2 separate regions of the Homo sapiens genome follow, and region 2 is linked to region 1. A link is an interaction called in ENCODE POLR2A ChIA-PET data of the cell type or tissue named here. Cell type or tissue: GM12878. All regions are shown on one strand. Links, peaks and the distances in the headings refer to the core of each region. The heading gives the core; the rest is flanking DNA. Region 1 overlaps ERAP2 (endoplasmic reticulum aminopeptidase 2). Region 2 overlaps LIX1 (limb and CNS expressed 1).

Evidence for each region. ChIA-PET counts read pairs that join two places held together with the same protein. Peaks named below come from ENCODE experiments on the same cell type or tissue, not always from the same donor. Only the 100,000 strongest peaks of a DNase experiment are listed, where the experiment ranks them.
Region 2: POLR2A ChIA-PET joins it to region 1 with 6 read pairs; 2 of 35 experiments call an interaction of 5 or more read pairs at or near these places.

What each region holds. Positions count from the first base shown.
Region 1 is chr5:96,916,268-96,925,951 of GRCh38, forward strand. It overlaps ERAP2 (endoplasmic reticulum aminopeptidase 2), which reads left to right. Exons shown (of 19, transcript NM_022350.5): 19 at 1,195-3,436. The coding sequence ends at 1,338. It also overlaps a transcript of ERAP1 not described here. Among named protein-coding and RNA genes, the nearest start is that of LNPEP, 15 kb to the right of the region's middle. RefSeq lists an enhancer at 3,843-3,892. In GM12878, for the core only: no CTCF peak of the experiment used is centred there; DNase peaks (open chromatin) are centred at 3,671 and 5,466; H3K4me3 peaks cover 1,943 bases; H3K27ac peaks cover 4,308 bases.
Region 2 is chr5:97,109,038-97,118,721 of GRCh38, forward strand. The region is part of intron 2 of LIX1 (limb and CNS expressed 1); the gene reads right to left. LIX1-AS1 (LIX1 and RIOK2 antisense RNA 1) reads left to right here. Exons shown (of 8, transcript NR_187470.1): 8 at 4,669-5,378. Among named protein-coding and RNA genes, the nearest start is that of LIX1, 29 kb to the right of the region's middle. In GM12878, for the core only: no CTCF peak of the experiment used is centred there; no DNase peak of the experiment used is centred there.

The DNA.
Region 1 (9,684 bases), core at 599-8,598:
AGCCCCTGACTCTTAAAATACTTAAAATACGTGTATTCATAGCATTCAAAATGAAAATAGACTTGAGAGGTGAGCCCTTTTGTATTATTTCTTTCATATTGTATTACGATGCAAGAGTGATTATATTAAAGTTTGGAAGCGTACTTAATGATCTTTTTAACAAAACTATTGTTGGTAATTCTAGTTATCTTTTTTTTTTTTTTTTTTTTTTTGAGGCGGAGTCTTGCTCTGTTGCCCAGGCTGGAGTGCAGTGGCTTGCGATCTCGGCTCACTGCAAGCTCCGCCTCCCAGGTTCACGCCATTCTCCTGCCTCAGCCTCCCGAGTAGCTGGGACTACAGGAGGCTGCCACCATGCCCACCTAATTTTTTTGTATTTTTTTTTAGTAGAGATGGGGTTTCACTGTGTTAGCCAGGGTGGTCTCGATCTCCTGACCTCGTGATCCACCCACTTTGGCCTCCCGAAGTGCTGGGATTACAGGCGTGAGCCACCAGCCTATCTTTTTTTTTTTTTTAAAGCATTATAGTCTTTGCACCTTCTTTTCACAATAAATCTTGAATTTATTTACCCTTTAGGCAAATTCAGAATTCCTGAACTTAAATCCCAGCTCACCATTTACTCTATGACTTGGGTAAATCATTTAACTTCTTTAGCCACATTGTGGTCACTTGTAAGATGAGGATTTATAATTTTTGTCTTACTTTACCTATTGTTTGAAAATAAAGTGAACAATTATGCAGAAAAGTAGAAAATAACCTTTTAGAGGTTGGCAGAGAAATGCCTATACCTGTGTGTATGTAATTTGCAAGCTCTTTTGAAAATTTTTGGAAGACGAAGTGGTTTTATTGTTTCTTTATTTTTGAAACTGCCTCGCTCTGTCAGCCAGGCTGGAGTGCAGTGGCACCATCTTGGCTCATTGTAACCTCCACCTGCTGGGTTCAAGCAATCCTCCCGCCTCAGCCTTCCAAGTAGCTGGGACTACAGGCATGCACCATCATGTCCGACTAATTTTTGTTGTTGTTGTTGTTATTTTTTGTAGAGTCAGGGGTTCTGGCATGTTGCCTAGGCTCGTATTGAACTCCTGAGCTCAATTGATCTGCCCACCTTGGCCTCCCGAAGTGCTGGGATTACAGGTGTGAACCACCACACTCGGCCAAGACAAAGTGTTAGTAATTTTTTTCTTCAATATTTTACAGGTGAAACTATTTTTTGAATCTCTTGAGGCTCAAGGATCACATCTGGATATTTTTCAAACTGTTCTGGAAACGATAACCAAAAATATAAAATGGCTGGAGAAGAATCTTCCGACTCTGAGGACTTGGCTAATGGTTAATACTTAAATGGTCAATAGAAAAAGTAGGCTGGGCGCGGTGGCTCACGCCTGTAATCCCAGCACTTTGGGAGGCTGAGAAGGGCGGATCACGAGGTCAGGAGATGGAGACCATCCTGGCTAACACGGTGAGACCCCGTCTCCGCTAAAAATACAAAAAATTAGCCGGGCATGGTGGCAGGTGCCTGTAGTCCCAGCTACTCGGCAGGCTGCAGCAGGAAAATGGCATAAACCCGGGAGGTGGAGCTTGCAGTGAGCCGAGATTGCACCACTGCATTCCAGCCTGGGTGACTGAGCGAGACTCTGTCTCAAAAAAAAAAAAAAAAAAAAAAAGAAAAAGAAAAAGAAAAGAAAAGAAAAGGTACATCAGACATGACTGCCTGCATGAAGTCAAACAGGGTAACACCAGTGAAGCTCAAGTCAAGAGCTGTGGATATTTTGTCTAACCAACAAGAAGTCTCAAGAAATCAGGCAGTGCAGCTGCCTGCTCTCAGCTATCGTATCCAGCCAAAAGATGCATGATGATGGAGTGGTGGGGGAAGGCCAGTTCAGTATCCTATTTAAAAGTAAACTTCCTGAATAATGGATATATGTGGAGATACAGACATAGATATATAGATACAGCTGTAATTATTTAGCCTCAAGTGACTTTCTCCATTGCTTCACGCTATGCCACTATTTTGCTTCTTTAATTTTTTTAACCTTGCTTAGTATTCTATAGTTTGCCCAACCAGTTTTACGTCCAAGGAAAATTAGCCAATGCATAAAATATACAAACTATGAAAGGCAAGGATCAGGAAACCAGAGACTTTGCCACCAAATCTCAGATTATTAGAAACTAGGTGTCAGGGTTTATCAAGAAGGCCAGGAAGGCCTTTTGGGTTAAGCCTTACATTCATGAAGAACCTCAAGGGTAGATTTTTGAGAGCATTCCAAATGAATGGTCTCTGGTCAAATGAATGAATGGTCAAATGAATAAATCTGCCCTCACAGAGATACAAAAGGAAAAGGAATATAATTCATACCATTTGGTTTAAGCCTTACATTCATGAAGTACCTCAAGGGTAGATTTTTGAGATCATTCCAAATGAAGTCGAATCTGCCCTCACAGAGACACAAGAAAGGAATATAATTCATACACTATTGCATTTTTAATAAATCTTTTGAAATTTGCAGAATTAGATTGTATTGTGTATTTTCGGTTAAATGATAATTGAATGTAAATATTTAGATGCAGCACCATATTTTATAACCCAGCTTTAGCATTTCTTCATATTTTAAGGAAACCCCCCACCTCCTTCTTTTAAGGGCGCTTCTTGCTCTCTGAAATGCCCTGCTAAATGCTTCTCTTAATTATTTGAATAAGGTAGTTTGGAATAAAGAAAGAAAAGATCACTCTACATACAGATAGTAAACTTAATTTGTGATCCTATATATGAGACAGTATAAAAATACAGATAAGTTTTAGAAAGACTCAAAACAATATGTAAATGACTGATGTTTGCATTATTAAGGAAGACTTGGGATGTTGGGTCAAGAGGGGAAAGTGTTAGTCAATCCACTTTGGAGCAATATCATGAAGGTCAATTATAATTCCATATACCTTTCTTTGATGCCACAGTCAGAGATAGAATACAGTTTGGGTGGCCATGGATGTGCCCCAATACAGTACACATTTTTTGGTTAAATTTGTTTTCAGATCATTTCATGGAATCTTTGAAGTATCTTTGACTCTAACTTTGACTTGGTGGTGGACCTTCCTTGGTTTTTATAACACCTAAGAGATATCCTTTAGAATTACATGTATTTTAGCATAAGGAAATTGAAAAAGTAAAACATACTGGTTTTTTTCAACAAGACCATATGTAAATTAAATAGTGAAATGTGTATGAGTTTCAGTAGAACTGTACCATCAACAATGTTTCCATAAATATGCAGAGTTCTTTCTTTTGTATTGTTATTTACAATATTGTTAAATTGAATGCATTTGCAATTTCTAGGATTCTAAAGAATTGAGTACAGAAAGTAGCAATTTTATTATTTGATGATAATATGAGAATTACTGTGCCAATACTGTTTTGATAAATAAATAGATTTTTAAAAATAAATGTATTGTACTTATTAGTGTAGTATTTCAAAAGCCTTGTGGTAGATGCCAGGCCACCAACACCAACTTCAGACTTGGTTGTGTTACTTTTACTTTCTTTTACCCTGAATGAATCAGATGTGAAAAAGTTATATGCAAGATCATGAATATATGATGAGGTGAACAGGTTTGACTTCTCTGGGCCTCCCCCATTCTTCACAAGGCCCATTGAGAATTATGTGGTTCCAGCAACTCACTCATAATGAGAAATCTTTCAGATTATGAAAGCCCAGAACCAATGGCTTTGTATGGGGAAGAGTGGACACTTTGACCCTCAAGAGTCTAACTAGCCAAGTGTGGCGGCTCATGCAGGTAATCCCAACACTTTGGGAAGCCAAGAAGGGGGATTACTCGAGCCCAGGAGTTCAAGATCAGCCTGGGCAACATGGCGAAACCGTTTCCACAAAAAAATACAAAAATTAGCCTAGCATGGTGGCACATGTATCCCAGGTACACGGGAGGCTGAGGTGAGAGGATCACTTGATCCTGGGAGGTGAAGGTTGCAGTGAGCCAAGATCATGCCACTGCACTCCAGCCTGGGTGACAGAGCTAGACCCTGTCATTTAAAAAAAAAAAAAAAGGAGTCTAACTGCCATGGTAAGGATTTTCTTGTCCTATATCAGTACATGCTACTGCTCTTCATTCCTTGTTATGACATTGAGCCCATTTGAGGTTCTAGATGAGCAGAACTGGCCAGAAACTACTGCAAGGAATCCTGATTTTCTGAGGAAGTTCCAGGGGTTTTTGGTCTTTTAAATTTTTTGTTTTGTGTTTTATCCCACCCCCAGCCATAGGGCAAGCCTCCAAATAGTCATAGGAACTAGTTTTCCACCTGAACACTAATGTCTACCAAACATAAGCCTGCTCAAAATGGCCACATTTTTACTCTGCTACTTTTCCTTCACTTCTATTCTTTATTGACCTTCTTTCATCCATGTAACCACGTATCACTATTTTTAAAATTTCAACATATAGTGGTTTACAACTTATACATTTACAAACTTTAAACCAATCATGCACTTGGTTGTCTGCTTCCTGGTATCTTAATCTCATCAAAGCCAGGTCTCCAAATCATAAGGAAGAAAGTCTGAAAAGGATCATGAAAGAAGTGGCTTTACTAGGTCGAAGCATATGTGTATTTCATATAATCTTCTATTTTAATAGTCTGTGCTGGGTAGTTTCCTTAAAAGGGTGTTAATTCACTTTCTTCTTATTCATACATTCTGTAGCTGTCAGTACCAGATGTTAAACTCTGATCTCTAGTAATATTTAAGTTACCACTTCCCCTGATATGTTTCTGGATCCTTTAGTTTTAGATGAGTCTTTTGCAAAGAGACTGTACCTGAATTTTGTTTTTTATTATGCTCCCTAACTTGGGCAGGCCCTGGGCTTTGTCATCTGTCCCCAGCACTCTCGAAGGCATAAAAACAGAAGCTTCAGATGCTCTCAAGGTGAAAGTTGGCCTCAGCCTTCGGCTTACCCCTTGGGATTCCTGCCTTCACTTAGTTTCTGATCCAAGAGTATTCCTTACTAACTTTCCAGGTCATCAATGCATTAAAATAATTTTATTCTACATTTTTAGTTATTTTTAGCAGGAAGGTCAGTTAAGGTATCTATTCTAGCATATTCCCAGAAACCATAATCATTTATTTTCTTATGTACAAATACCTAAGTCTGCATTATACTTAGAAAGCTGGCAGTATAAACAGATCATTTGTTTAGGATTTAAATCAGGAAAATGTTTAGTATTCATAGTGAGAAATCTTTAGAAAGTCTGAGAAATGCATACTTAACTAACAAACAAGGTAGAAAAACATTTTATTTCTTACTCGTTTCTACAATCTTTCCTTCCCAACCATAAATTCAAGATCTTTTACAAATGTATTCTTCTTTCTTCCAGATGTCCTAATCCTCTACTATGCTGACAGAGAAGGTCAGGAAACTGGTTTTCTATTCTCAGTACATGACTCAGTAATTCTCATCTTGTTATTTACACACATGATTTCCCACACTTCAAAATTCATGCCTTCCTCTGTTGAATTATGTCATATTTCTTTCTTTCAATACTATATTTCAGGCTCATTCCTCCGTAAGGAATTCCCATAGTAATAGCACCTGGTATGTCCCTTTAGTCATCCAAAGAATACCACAGTTAAAATTATAAACTTCATTTTGAGTTGGCCAGAATAAATTGTCTGTGAAAATACTGAAAACATACAAAGGACATTTTTTTCTCAGTTTTAAAACTGTATTCCGCTTTAAAAACTGTTTTCTAGGCCGGGCGCGGTGGCTCACGCCTGTAATCCCAGCACTTTGGGAGGCCGAGGCGGGCGGATCACAGGGTCAGGAGATCGAGACCATCCTGGCTAACACGGTGAAACCCCGTCGCTGCTAAAAATACAAAAAATTAGCCGGGCGCGGTGGCAGGCTCTTGTAGTCCCAGCTACTCGGGAGGCTGAGGCAGGAGAATGGCACGAACCCGGGAGGCGGAGCTTGCAGTGAGCCGAGATCAGGCCACTGCACTCCGGCCTGGGCGACAGAGAGAGACTCCGTCTCAAAAAAACAAAACAAAAACAAAAAAAACTGTTTTCTAGTCAATTAAGTTGCAAATTCTATCTCGTCTCTAATATATTGAGTTGGAGTTGGGAAAAGGATAGAAAGAACACTCTTTTAAAACTCAAAAATGGAAAAAGGCCAGGATGAGGCTTGGGGCACATAAGACTGCTGGCATATAATTTTATTTTCTTTCTATTCATATCTTCAGATGTAGAGCCAAAGACTAAAAGCAGGAGTCGTAGAAGGACAAACAGGGCTTTCTAGCTGGCTGGGGGCAAACAGGTAGAGAGACTTGAGCTAATAGGAATCAAAAGAAAGATCTGGTTTGAAACAATTGTGCACAATCTATGTGAACCAGACAGAGCTCGCAGTTGTCAGACCCTCTGTCCGGGTGAGTTAACTTCACTCACACTCAGAGACTAAATTAGAGTTACTCAAGCAACAATGAATAAGTTGTTAGTGAAAGAGGCTGGATAGCATTTAAAGATTTGTATTTATTTATTCTTGTTCTAAGTTGTGCGTTATCTGTAGATAAAAGTTATGCAACTACTAATCAAAGCGCATAACTTATATCTTACAGAGAAGCCATTATTAGGTAGGACGAGCATATTATTCTTCTAGTTTCAAACAACTGTGCCTCTGCGAGGCCTCACTATTTGGATGTTTTTTGTTTTTTGTTTTTTGTTTTTTGTTTTTTTTGAGACAAGGTCTTGCTCTGTTGACCAAGCTGGAGTGTCACGATCGTAGCTCACTGTAACTTTCAGTTTCTGGGTTCAGGTGATCCTCCTGCTTCAGCTTCCCACGTAGTTGTGACTGAAGATGTGCACCACAATGGCTGTCTAATTTTTATTTTTTAATTTTTGTAGAGATGGGGGTCTCACTATGTTTTCCACACTGGTCTCAAGCTCCCGTCCTGCCGCCTTGGGCTCACAAAGGGCTAGAATTACAGGTGTGAGCCACCACGCCAGGTCCTGGCTGTTTGGATTTTAAGACCAAGGGAAACATACTATTTGTTGACCCCTCGGTCTCACTGAGGACCTGGAAAGAAATAACAGCAACAGTGCTGGCCTTGCAAATCCAAACCTAAAACGTGCTGTCTAAAAAAAGAAACTTCAGGCGGGGCGTAGTGGCTGACGCCTGTAATCTCAGCACTTTGGGAGGCCGAGGCGGGCAGATCATGAGGTCAGGAGATCGAGACCATCCTGGCTAACACGGTGAAATCCCGTCTCTACTAAAAATACAAAAAATTAGCCGGGCGCAGTGGCGGGCGCCCGTAGTCCCAGCTATTTGGGAGGCTGAGGCAGGAGACTGGCGGGAACCCAGGAGGCAGAGCTTGCAGTGAGCCGAGATCAGGCCACTGCACTCCAGCCTGGGCGACACAGTGAGACTCTGTCTCAAAAAAAAAAAAAAAAGAAAAAGAAAGAAACTTCATACACGTCAAAATATCCAGTTGCCTTTTCTTTTATAATTTCACCATTATAGATTTATTCCTTTGGACTAATAAAAAGTTAAAATATTACATTGTAACTCACTAGTCATGCTTTAGTGTGACATCTTAAAAAATTAATATTTCTTTATAGCTAGCTAAGCAAAGGGCCCTGAGGAGAGAAAGAGGACCCTGAAGTTGGGAGACGGGCTTGGGGAGTGAGTTGTGGAAAGTGGCCAATAGCTTAGAAAGTACTGGTTGGGTAGGAGGAAATTAAGGGCAGTATCTGTCACTTACTCAAGGATGTTACACAGATGTCATTTGATAAATATTTGTCGGCTGTAAAGCAGCACCTGGAAGTGAGGAAGAAATGGAAAATTTGCCTCAGGCTGATCCTGCTAGTACACGATGGTATATGTCTGTGTCATGTTTCATGTATTATGTATGTATCCTGTGTGCTTGTCCTGATTGGCCCAATAGATTGTATGTGCCATAAAAGTGAAGCGTTAGCTCCTGTTTTGTTTTGAGGTCTCTTTGAGGCCCTGCACACCAGGGGCCCTCCATAAATGGTGCTGACTGACTGACAGCCTGTGCTGGCAACCATCAGCCAAAGGGAGGAAAAAAGCACCTGAATCAGCTGAGAGTCAGCCAAGAATCATAGTCAAATGTAATTTTCAGCACAAATATTATAGGACCTTCTCAAGCTAAAAAACAAACAAAAAGCTCAAGGACACATTTTATGGGAGTGAACCTTGGGCAAGCTTTATTTTAGCATAGCTGTAAGAAACAAACAAAAAGGAAAACTAAATCAGAATATTCAAGAGTATAAACATCTCTCTAGAAAGAGCAAGTCAATAACAATTCGGGCTAACAGATTTTTTTTTTTTTTTGAAATGTAGTCTTGCTGTTGCCCAGGCTGGGAGCGATGCAATGGCGTGATCTCGGCTCACTGCAACCTCCACCTCCCGGGTTCAGGTGATTCTCCAGCCTCAGCCTCACGAGTAGCCGGGACTACAGGCACCTGCTACCATGCCAGGCTAATTTTTGTATTTTTAGTAGCGACGGGATTTCACCATGTTGGCCAAGCTGGTCTTGAACTCCTGACCTCAGGTGATCCACCCACCTCGGCCTCTCAAAGTGCTGGGATTACAGGCATGAGCCACTGTGCCTGGCCCACATCATTTCAAAAAATGTTTTTTCTATCTTCTGACTTTTATGGAAGAAAGGCTGTGATTGCTTTTTATGGCTATATAGGTAGGCCCATCATCCTAGTCACTTCCTGGCCTAGGTAGGCCCCATCCAACCTAGGGCTTAGATGCCAACTCAACACCGAAAACTTGGTTTGCCAGCACATCATTATTTTAAATGATCAGATTGGAATATGTTACCGTTATAGAAATTGGTTTGCTATTACAAGTCTAAACTTCTTTGCAAGTGATCTACATGGTATTTAAATTTTATAATTCACATACAATAGTAACAGCAAATACATCTTTAGTGCTTACTTTGTGCCAGTCTCTGTTCTAAGTATAATTATGTGAATTTGTCTCATCCTTACACTAACTCTGTGAGGGTACTTGTCCTCATTTTACAAAGGAGAAAGTGAAGCTCAGGGAACTTGCCCCAGGCACAGAGGTAGGAAGTGGCAGAGGCAGAATTTGAACCCTTAAGAGTCTACCTCCAGGGCCCAGGCTCTCACCTCAGTCCTGGGCTGCCCTTCATTTACCCTGTAGTAAATGTAGTGCAGTTTCTACTAAACACACTGCTCCTTATTTACCCTAGAATTCCTTCAGTGCAGGATTATCTGAGGACCACCTGTGTCACAATCACTTGATAAAGATGCAGATTTTAGGCAATATCTCAGACCAACTGAATTGAAATTTCGGGGAACAATGCCCAGAAATCTGTTTTGTTAACAAGCTCCTTCAAGAAATTTAACAGTCACCACAGTTTGGACTTCCAGAGTGAAGATTTCTTTCTAAGCATTTCTAGTAGGCTTAGGGTTCCATTTGGGAAAAAATGGAAATGATATATCTATACCTGTAGAATTTTCTATAGCATTTCTGTTTCTAAATAGGTTAGTGTTTAATTGAATGAAATCTGTACCTTTTTAAATAGTAGCAACCAGATGGGGGAAAACAAACTTGCTTGAGCAATGGTGAATGGAGATACTCACAGTATAATTTGCTTTTTTTTTTTTTTTTTTTTTGAGACGGAGTCTCGCTCTG
Region 2 (9,684 bases), core at 870-8,869, 190 kb after region 1:
GCTCCAGACTTATGCTCTCGTGTCCTCTAGAGACCTGTCTCTCCTCCCCATCTCCACAAACCTAGTTGGAGTGCCCTGAAGCCAGTTTCCAAGTCCTCTGTGATTTTCCCTCAAACCTTCTAGAACAGTAGTGCCTATATATTGTAAAGACCGTGTCCTTGACTATGGGTAACTTCTTGCCCACCCCTTCTCCCAGCCTCCGGGCCTGGGAGGAGCCCTCATATACTTTTGTTTTTAAAGACTGATTCTCCTGTCACCCAGGCTGGAGTGCAGTGGTGCAATCTTAGCTCACTGCAACCTCCACTTCTTGGGCCCAAGCGATCCTCCCACCTCAGCCTCCTGAGTAGCTGGGTCTACAGGCACTTGGCACCATACCTGGCTAATTTTTGTATTTTTTGTAGAGACAGGGTCTCACTATATTGCCCAGGCTGGTCTCAAACTCCTGGGCTCAAGCGATCCACCTGCCTTGGCCTCCCAAAGTGCTGGGATTACAGGTGTGAGCCACTGGCCCCCTCATATATTTATTTCTTTTTTTATTTTATTTTTTATTTCAATAGTTTTTGGGATACAGGTGCTTTTAGGTTATGTGGATAAGTTCTTTTGCGGTGATTTCTGGGAATGCGGTGATTTCTGGGAATTTGGTGCACCTGTCACCAGAACAGTATACTCTGTATCCAATATGTAGTCTTTTATCCCTCACCCCCCTCCCAATCTTCTCCCCCAAGTGCCCAAAGTCCATTATATTATTCTTATGCCTTTGCATCCTCATAGCTTAGCTCCCACTTATATGTGAAAACACAATATTTGGTTTTCCATTCCTGAGTTACTCCACTTAGAATAATGGCCTCCAGCTCCACCCAAGTTGCTGCAAAAGACATTATTTTGTTCATTTATATGGCTAAGTAGTATTCCATGGTGTACCCCATCTTCCTTATTCGCTCATTGGTTGATAGGCACTTAGGTTGGTTCCATATTTTTGCAATTGCAAATTGTGCTGCTATAAACATGAGTGTGCACGTGTCTTTTTCATATAATGACATTTTTTTCTTTGGGTAAATTCCCAGTAGTGGAATTGCTGGATCAAATGGTAGTTCTACTATTAGTTCTTTAAGGACTCTCCATACTGTTTTTGTATATTACTTGAGCATCCTCCACTGGCTAAGCCAGGCTCAGCACTTGGAGATGCTTGTACATGGTGAGTGTGTTGATGAAATAATTACAAGACTTTTGAAATGGCAAGAACATGACACTGAGGAGAATTAAAACAAACACAAATTAAAAAATAACAAAAACCAACCAAACAAACAACATTTGCCAGGAGACTAACAAAGCAGAACAATTAAGGGCAGGCAGAAGAAGATATTATAACTTACAATAAAGAGTGATTTATTTATTTTATTTTTTTTAATTTTTTTTGTGAGATGGAGTTTCACTCTTGTTGCCCAGGCTGGAGTGCAATGGCGTGATCTTGGCTACCTACGCCTGCAACCTACGCCTCCTGGGTTCAAGCAAGTCTCCTGCCTCAGCCTCCCGAGTAGCTGGGATTATAGGCATGTGCCACTACGCCTGGCTGATTTTGTATGTTTAGTAGAGATGGGGTTTCTCCATGTTGGTCAGGCTGGTCTCGAACTCCCAACCTCAGGTGATCCGCCCGCCTTGGCCTCCCAAAGTGCTGAAATTGCAGGCATAAGCCACAGTGCTGGGCCCAAAGAGTGATTTTCTATATAGCTGTTGAATGAAGAATGGAGCTAAAGTTCCAAAATGAGTGTGGAAAGTAGTTTTTTTTTTCTTTTTTCTTGGTGTTGACACACAAGAAGGCTTTGGGGGAAGCTTTAGACAGCAAGGCCATTCAAGGTTTAGACCTCTTCTAAGTTTTAGGCAACTTGTATGAAACCAGAATGGGTTTGACAAGGTAGATTGGCTTTGTGTTATGGGCTTGGCTGAAAATTTATAGGACATTGAGTCACCAATCTTTCACTGAAGCTTGAGTGCCATCTCTTTTAGGAAGCTTTCCTTGACCACTCTCAAGTCTAGGCTTGGAGGACTACTGTCCAAGGGAGGCACTGACCACACTGCAGTGTAACTGTTTGCTAATGCTCTGCTCCCACCGTCTCCTGGCTGTGAGCTCCCTAAAGGCAGAGCCTATGACTTAGTTGTCTCCCGCCTCCTGTGACCTAGTTTGCTGAATAAGCAACAATACAGCCTAGGAAACTAAAAAACAAGTCACTGAAGCACTAGACATAATGTTCAAGAGATCCTCGTAAAGAAAAGAATGAAAGATATATACTTTTTATTTTTTTTAAATGAGCGCAATTTCAATAAACCGTCTATGGTATGTGTAACTTAGTCATATAAAAATATATTAATGAATTTCAGATGGATAATTGGTCATTGCAGTCAGACACTTTGAGATGACCATTTTTGCCTGAGCGTAGGGTATGTTTATTATTCTTTGGAAAATCAGTTCCCCATTAAAAAGCAAACAACGTTTTTGCAAGTATTACCTGACATCTGTAGGAACAGCTCATTTTAATAGGAATTTAGCTTTACAAAATCTATCATAGAGCTGTTGGAGTTTTAGAATTTAGAGAATTAGATTCAGATCCAGGCACTCTTCAGAAACAACTTCTATCTAAATAATAGCAATTTAAACCATCTTTTATGGAGAGAGAGACCTAGTAAACACTAGTTAGATAAAAGAAGCTATCTATTTTAAATAAGACCAGTTAAGTACTAGATCAAAAGCACCACATACGTTTACAACCAAATGGCACTGCTCGGGAGATCAAAGTGCAGCCCGGCTGAGAGAACAGAAAGAGCCTTTACCCAGAAAGCATGAAAAAGGACTACAGAGACCTAACCAATACCAAGATTTTAAAGCAGACACATGTCTATGCTCATTTTATTATTTCAATGTACAGAATCTTTGCTTAAAACGGGGGAGAAAGTGTTCCAATTAATAAGTACATAAAATAAAATAAATTCTGAGCCATCAAAGGGCTTTTCTTGCTATTGTTCTTGGCATTTCTGAAAGACAAGTACTTCAAAATGTCTATAATGTTAACCAGCCGCTTTCTTCTAAATTCTAGAACTACAAATCTCAGCCAGTAAGGGCTGCATATTTTTCTCTAGGGATCTTTTAATGGGACCTCTCAGCCCATAAGAATCTTTACTGGGGGAAGAAATTTAGCCAAACGGCAATCTGCTTGGTTGCAATCTAAATCAGAATGTGAATGTTGCTGTAAGAACAGGCACTGTTAAAGTTACTATCAAACAGTGGGAAACACTGTAAGAAAATAAAATATGGTAAGTGACAGGACATTTTATGGATGTGTCCAAACCAGTCGTCAAAGACATCGGTTGGGGAGCGAGTGAAGTATGATGTTATTTCAAAGTAACTTCCTGCTAGAGTTAGACTTCCCAGGTTATACAGTTCATTCTTGCTATTTTTTAGCCAGGCCCTAATCATAAATATAGATTTGTAAACCGTGTCTTTTCTGTTAACCATTCTTACTTGTTAATATAGAAGGACAACTTCTGTCCTTTGCACTTTGCGAAAGTGCAGAGCTGGGATATTTAAGTCAAGATTTTACTAAAGTCAGCTGTGAATTTCTCAGGCATGTGGAGCCACATGCTTTCCGAGTGGCCAGCAGACCTCATTCAGACATTTATTTTGATGTTCAGATGCCTTTCATTTGCTGGTAGATTATAAACCACTATAATCATTTCAAAGCCTCCTGGCTCTGATCTAAAATTAAAGTAAAAAAAAAAAAAAAAAAAAGAGTGACTGTGGCATTGCTCAGGAAAGCTATTCAAAGGCAGTGGTAGCCAGTTTGTAAGATTCCCCAGTGACCCCTGCCCCGTGGCATTCACACCCTTGTGTAGTCCTCCCCTGCACTGCACCAGAGTTCGTTTGTGTAACCAATAGAATATGGTAGAAGTGATGGCAAATCCCTTCCCATATTAGGTTATAAAAGACACTATGACTTCCGTCTTGGTCTCACTTGCCATCTCTTTATAAGAGAAGAGAAGTGGAACCAAGAGGAAAAGTCACTGCCTTGGGGAAAGTCACTGCCATGTTATGAGCAGTCCCAAGGAAAGGCATACATGGCAGATAACTAAAGCCTTCTGCCAGCAGCCATCTGAGTGAGATGGGAAGCTGATCCTCCAGCCCTGATCAAGCCTTCAAATGACTGCACCTCCAGCTGACAGATTACCAAAAGCAACCTCCTTCCAGAAGACCTTGAGCCAAAACCACTCAGCTAAGCTACTTCCAGATCCCTGATCCTCGGAAACTGTGCGAGACAATAAATGTTTGTAAGTTTTCAGGCTATTTCTTATGCAGCAATAGGTAACTAATACAAAGGCTTTGCTCACCACAGGTAATTAAGAAGTCTCAATGAAATAATCCACATTGCTGGCACTATGTGCTTGGTACTATGCTGAGCACTTTATGTTTATTATCACATTTTGTTACCACAACAATCCTATAAAGTTGGTTTTGTTATTATCCTTATTTTGCAGGTGAGGAAATAGAGGCCTAAAGAGGTTATACATCCCAAGGTCATGCACCTTAAGATGTGAACAAAACAAGATTTGTTTTGTTCTCTGGTCTGTCTGACTTGGGAGTCCAGATTTTTAACCACTTTGCTATTTTGCTCTTCACAGAAATGGCCACCCACTTTGGAATAAAGAGGACATATAATTTGCCTAAGGTCACATAGCACTCTCTAAATCAGTACAGTATTTTAGACAAAGCTTCAACTTTGCACTTTTATGGGTCATTTTGATATAAGACTACAAGGATATCTCCTCCCATGACAAACTTGACTTCATTTACAACAAAAGGCCAAGCAAGATACAGTACACTGTGGGGATAAATGGTACTCACTGAGGACAGGAATATGCTGACATTATCTCAATTTCCTCCTCCCTCCTGTTGTTCTCCTTTGGATGCTTTCCTGGACTATAGGGAGAAGGAAAATAGAGAAAGGCCAACTGCGACTAGGCCAGAGATCAGATGTTACCTTGTAGGAAGCATCTCATTCTAACCTTAAGTACTCTCTTGATGAAGTACGGGGCCAAGAGATTTTGGAATTCTACCACACAAGGTTGCTCAGCATTCCAAGAAGTATTGATAACTCTTCAAGAGCAAAAGTCATTTAAATTAAACTTCTCTGGCCGGGCATGGTAGCTCATATCTGTAAACCCAGCACTTTGGGAGGCTGAGGCTGGAAGATCACTTGAACTTAGGAGTTTGAGACCAACCTGGACAATGTAGCAAGACCTGGTCTGTACTAAAATTCAAAAACTAAATAAATAAAACAAAAAATAAACTTCCCTCGCTCTGATGAATAAAAAATTTCCCCCAAGACTAACTCATTTTGGCCCTGTATTTTATCATAGATTAAGATGACCAACAAGTCACCAGGACCCTATAGGGTACACTATAAAGATTGCTGCCAAGCCTAGGCCGGGAGTTTGGACCAATAGTTCAAAAACTTTAGTGTTCATAGTACAGTTACCCAGGAACTTGTTAAACATGTGTATTCCTGCGCCCAAAGCTGACCTACTGAATCCGAATCTCTTCAGCTATATGATGGTGGGGTCTGCATATAATAAGATTTGCGGGTGATTCTGACATGTGGACCCAGGACAACTCTTAGAGGAGTGTTGCTGAAACCTCTGCCCCTGCCATGTCTCATTTCCAACAGGCAGGAGCAGAACCAAGTTTTGTGGGGCCTGAGGCTTACACAATTTGGGGGCCCTTGTTTAAGAAAAACAATATGAAATTACAAATAAAAAGATTGGCGTTGTGATTTACAAAGAGCCTCTGCAGAAGCTTCATTGTCTTCATTGTAAAGCCACTTCTGCTAACATCAGAAATGCTGATTTCTCATTAGAGAAACTGCTTCTACCCAAGAGTCAAGGAAAGTAGCATTCAGGTTTAAAAAAAGTCCTTTATGATAGTTCTTCTACAATTAGATCCTTAGGAAGTACATAGCACTACTGACTTAACTAACTGAGGTCTCAATTTCACTTCTCTGCTTAACAGTTTTTATTTCTTCTATGATTATTTTCCAGGGTGTCACACTATGTAATGTTGAGATTTAACCAAGATTAATTTGTTGACCAGTAGGCTGTCCTGAAATAAAATAATGACTAGTTAACTATTTAGCATTAACTGAAGTTCTTATATTAATTGAAATAAAATTTTGGTAATCATGTATGTGTTATAAATAGAAATTCCTAATAAGAAATTAGTTTTTTTATTACTTATTTGTGAAATACTTTAAAACTATCTGTAGGTGTCTTACTGATTATAGAACCATCTTCTGGCCAAGCTGAAGCAATTTAGACATGAAACAGTAACTTTCCTGGTAGCCCTCATTTGATTAATGATTGTTTTCCATGCTTTGTATTAGAAAATAGGCAGGATACATGTGTTGAGTAGTTGTTTCTACATCCCAAGGTTTTACTGTACTTACATCCCAACTACAGTGCTTTCTTTAGGAATGCATATGGAAGGACATTGATACAAGTAACTTTCTATCTTAAACAACAGACTTTCTACAGTTATTCACACATGTGTTTTAAAGACATCAGGAGAAAAATGGTCTCCAGATCTAAAATGTATAAAACACATTTTAGGCACCTTTTCACTGGTGCCTCCCAATGGTAGCCAAGGAGTTGAAACACAGTCTGTAAGAAGCAGGATTAAAAAAAAAAAAAAAGAACAGTAATGTAATAGCTAATGTGACAGATTGTATCTATTTGCAGATTCAAAGCTGAAGATGCCATCTTCTCTGGGGTCAAGGGCAGGTCAGTGTTATTTAGGTGGCATTTATTCAATAGCACATGGTACCCAAGGGGTTTTCCAAAGCTGGGACTTTGCAGGTGGCAAAACCAAATAAATTGACTCTGTGAGAAGTGAGAATTCCTGCCCAAATCCTATCGGCTGTTAGGTCTGTCATTCAGGTGCTTGGGAACATTTTGCTTTTGTGACTTGGAGTCCGACTTTTAGCAAGTGACTTGCGGAGTTTGTGCGTACTGCCTGACAGCTCTGGTCAGTGTCACCAACACCTCGGTTTCATCCTGACAGCAAGCCTTCACGAAGAATGCCACAAACCAGACCCTGTTGCTAACGGAACCCCTTTCAGTGCTTTAAAACCTTGACTACCCTGACCGAAGCATGAACATTTGCATGTGTTCCAATTTATCTAATTGTGGATATATTAACATTTTTTCTCCTTCCAGATGGTGATGTGAAAAAGGGCAACCGTTGGAACTCAGTCACCCAAGTTAATATCGTGTCTATCCATAGGTCAGGGTGGCTGCAAATATGTTGGGAACAATTTAGAGCTCTGTGTGTGCTGGGGATGGGGGTCTTAGCTAGGTGTGGGGGAGGGGACTGCTCTGGGAGTCCAATTTTCAGAGAAAACTCACCAGTTCCTGTCAACTGAAAGAAATGTTTCATGCACATGGTGGGTCAGAATGTTATTTTTATAATATAAACCACCTGGCCTTCTCCTCGTTTACCTCTGCCGCAATGCTATTCTACACACATACCTAGACCAAGGTCCCTGGTAGCTATTACAAGCCTGTGTTGTGCTTTGCTCCTTGAGGTTTTATTCCTTTTCTTTTCTTTTTTCTTTTATTCTTTTTCTTTTTTTCAAGTTAAGGTGTAGACAAGACGAATTGATCAGGGCTCAAGATTTGGGTTTATTTTTATAGTTGCTTTGATGTGAAAGGAGTTGGGATGGGGGAGTTAGGGAGAGATGGAGTCAGGCTTTCTTCCCCACTCAGCAACTCACTGAGCTGGTGAGCATCTTTCTAAAGTTTATGAACTAGGGGCTGGGAGACTCCTGTGGAGATAGTCTGAAGTCTTTATTTACCATGGGGCCTTTCCTAATCATTTCTTTCACTACATTCTATATTTGGAGGTCAAGAATTTCTATTCACTTTGTTTAATAAAAAAAGAAACAGATTAAAGTTAGGGAAGGAGGCTGGGGAATAAATAAAGGGTCTCATTAAAGCAATATGCACTCCCAATTTCATGGGCAAGTCATTAAGATCTGATAATTAGCTGACATATGACTTTCGAATGGTTATAACTAACCTTCCCGTCTTTGAGTCTCATTAGTTATAAAACAGGATGCTTTCCTGTGGAGATTTCCACCAGGAAATACCTCCTTTAGAAGTTAAGTTACATTGCATAGCATGTCGTCCATCTGAGTCAAGGTATACCACCCTAGAGGCAGAGAAGAGGTCATGGATAATTTCAAATAGAAATACTAGGCATTAAAACAGCATTAGTGCTGGGCAATAGTCTCAAGTTTATAGCAGGAACTAAATCCCTATTTGGGATGTGGAATGTCAAGGCCAGGCCTTATTTAACGCTCAGCAAAAAGAGCATTACAATTCCATTGAGTCAAGTGTATGAATTAATCAGATTTTCTTAGTCATTCTCTACTGGGAAAAACTTAATTTTATAAACTTAGTTTATTGTGATTTAAATGTACTTTTAATTCCATGGACTTTGAGAAGACTCATTTAACGCATGGAAGTATAAAACGCGTTTTTATGTCTGGTAATGCAGATTAAGTTTGCTTACTGCCTTAAGTAACTAAAATAAAACAAAATTAAAATACTCCTCACCTTGTTTAAGGCTGTATGCTCCTTGGAAAAATAGTTTTTCTAGATATCAGCATAGGCAATAGCTTTGGTTTGAAAACCAGATTGGCATAAAAATCAAAACCCATCAAATGAATTCATTGCCTTTTAGAGACAGAGCTTGGCAAGGAGCTCATCTGCACTGTGTGCCACCCCGCATCTCACTACTCTGCAGCCCTGTTTTGCAACACCAAACATTGGTTACAAATGGAAAAAAAAAAAAAAAGGTCAATCAACAGTTTGCCTATGGAAGAATTGATTGTCTCAACCTCATAGAGTGCTTGGCACTATTCAACTAGCCTAAGTACCAGAACCCAGTGTTTAACACCTGTACTTATTTTCTGGGAAGCCATTTTAACAACAAAATACTTATGTGAAAAAGATATAATGCCCCGATGAGTGAGTGTCTCACATTCCAAATAGATCGAGCTATCACATTAATATTTTTGTCAGGAGGCATTTTTCATTCAATCATAATTCATGCACATAAATAATCACATGCTCTAGTACTATATTCGAGGAAATTTTTCCTTTTTAGTCAAAATAAGAATGAAATGCATTAATTCAAGTCATTCCAGCAGGCTATATGTGGAAGACCACGTCACTGACTTGAAAGCAAAACTTGAATCACAAACCCTTTAAATCAAAATATAAAATAAGATAAAATACTCAAGTTCCCTTTTGGATTTGGAAGCAAAAACAGCTGCTGCAACAATGAGTGGCTTTCCTTCTGAGTTCATCAAGAGGGGAGCCAGACGTGGATCTGATGGCCCTTGTATTGCTCTATTGTAAAAAAATGGAAATTACTGCAAGTTTTCATGGTCATGATATGTGGCTAGGGAAGGATTAACTGCCTAGACAAAAGTGGCATGAAGAAAATATGTCTAAAATACATGAAATACTTAATGCTTGTAATGTTAGAAAATTATTTCTTTTATAAAAGATCCAATAAGTACTAATGTGTTTCAATACAACTTTCTGAAAAAAAAATTTTTAATCAGTAGATTATTT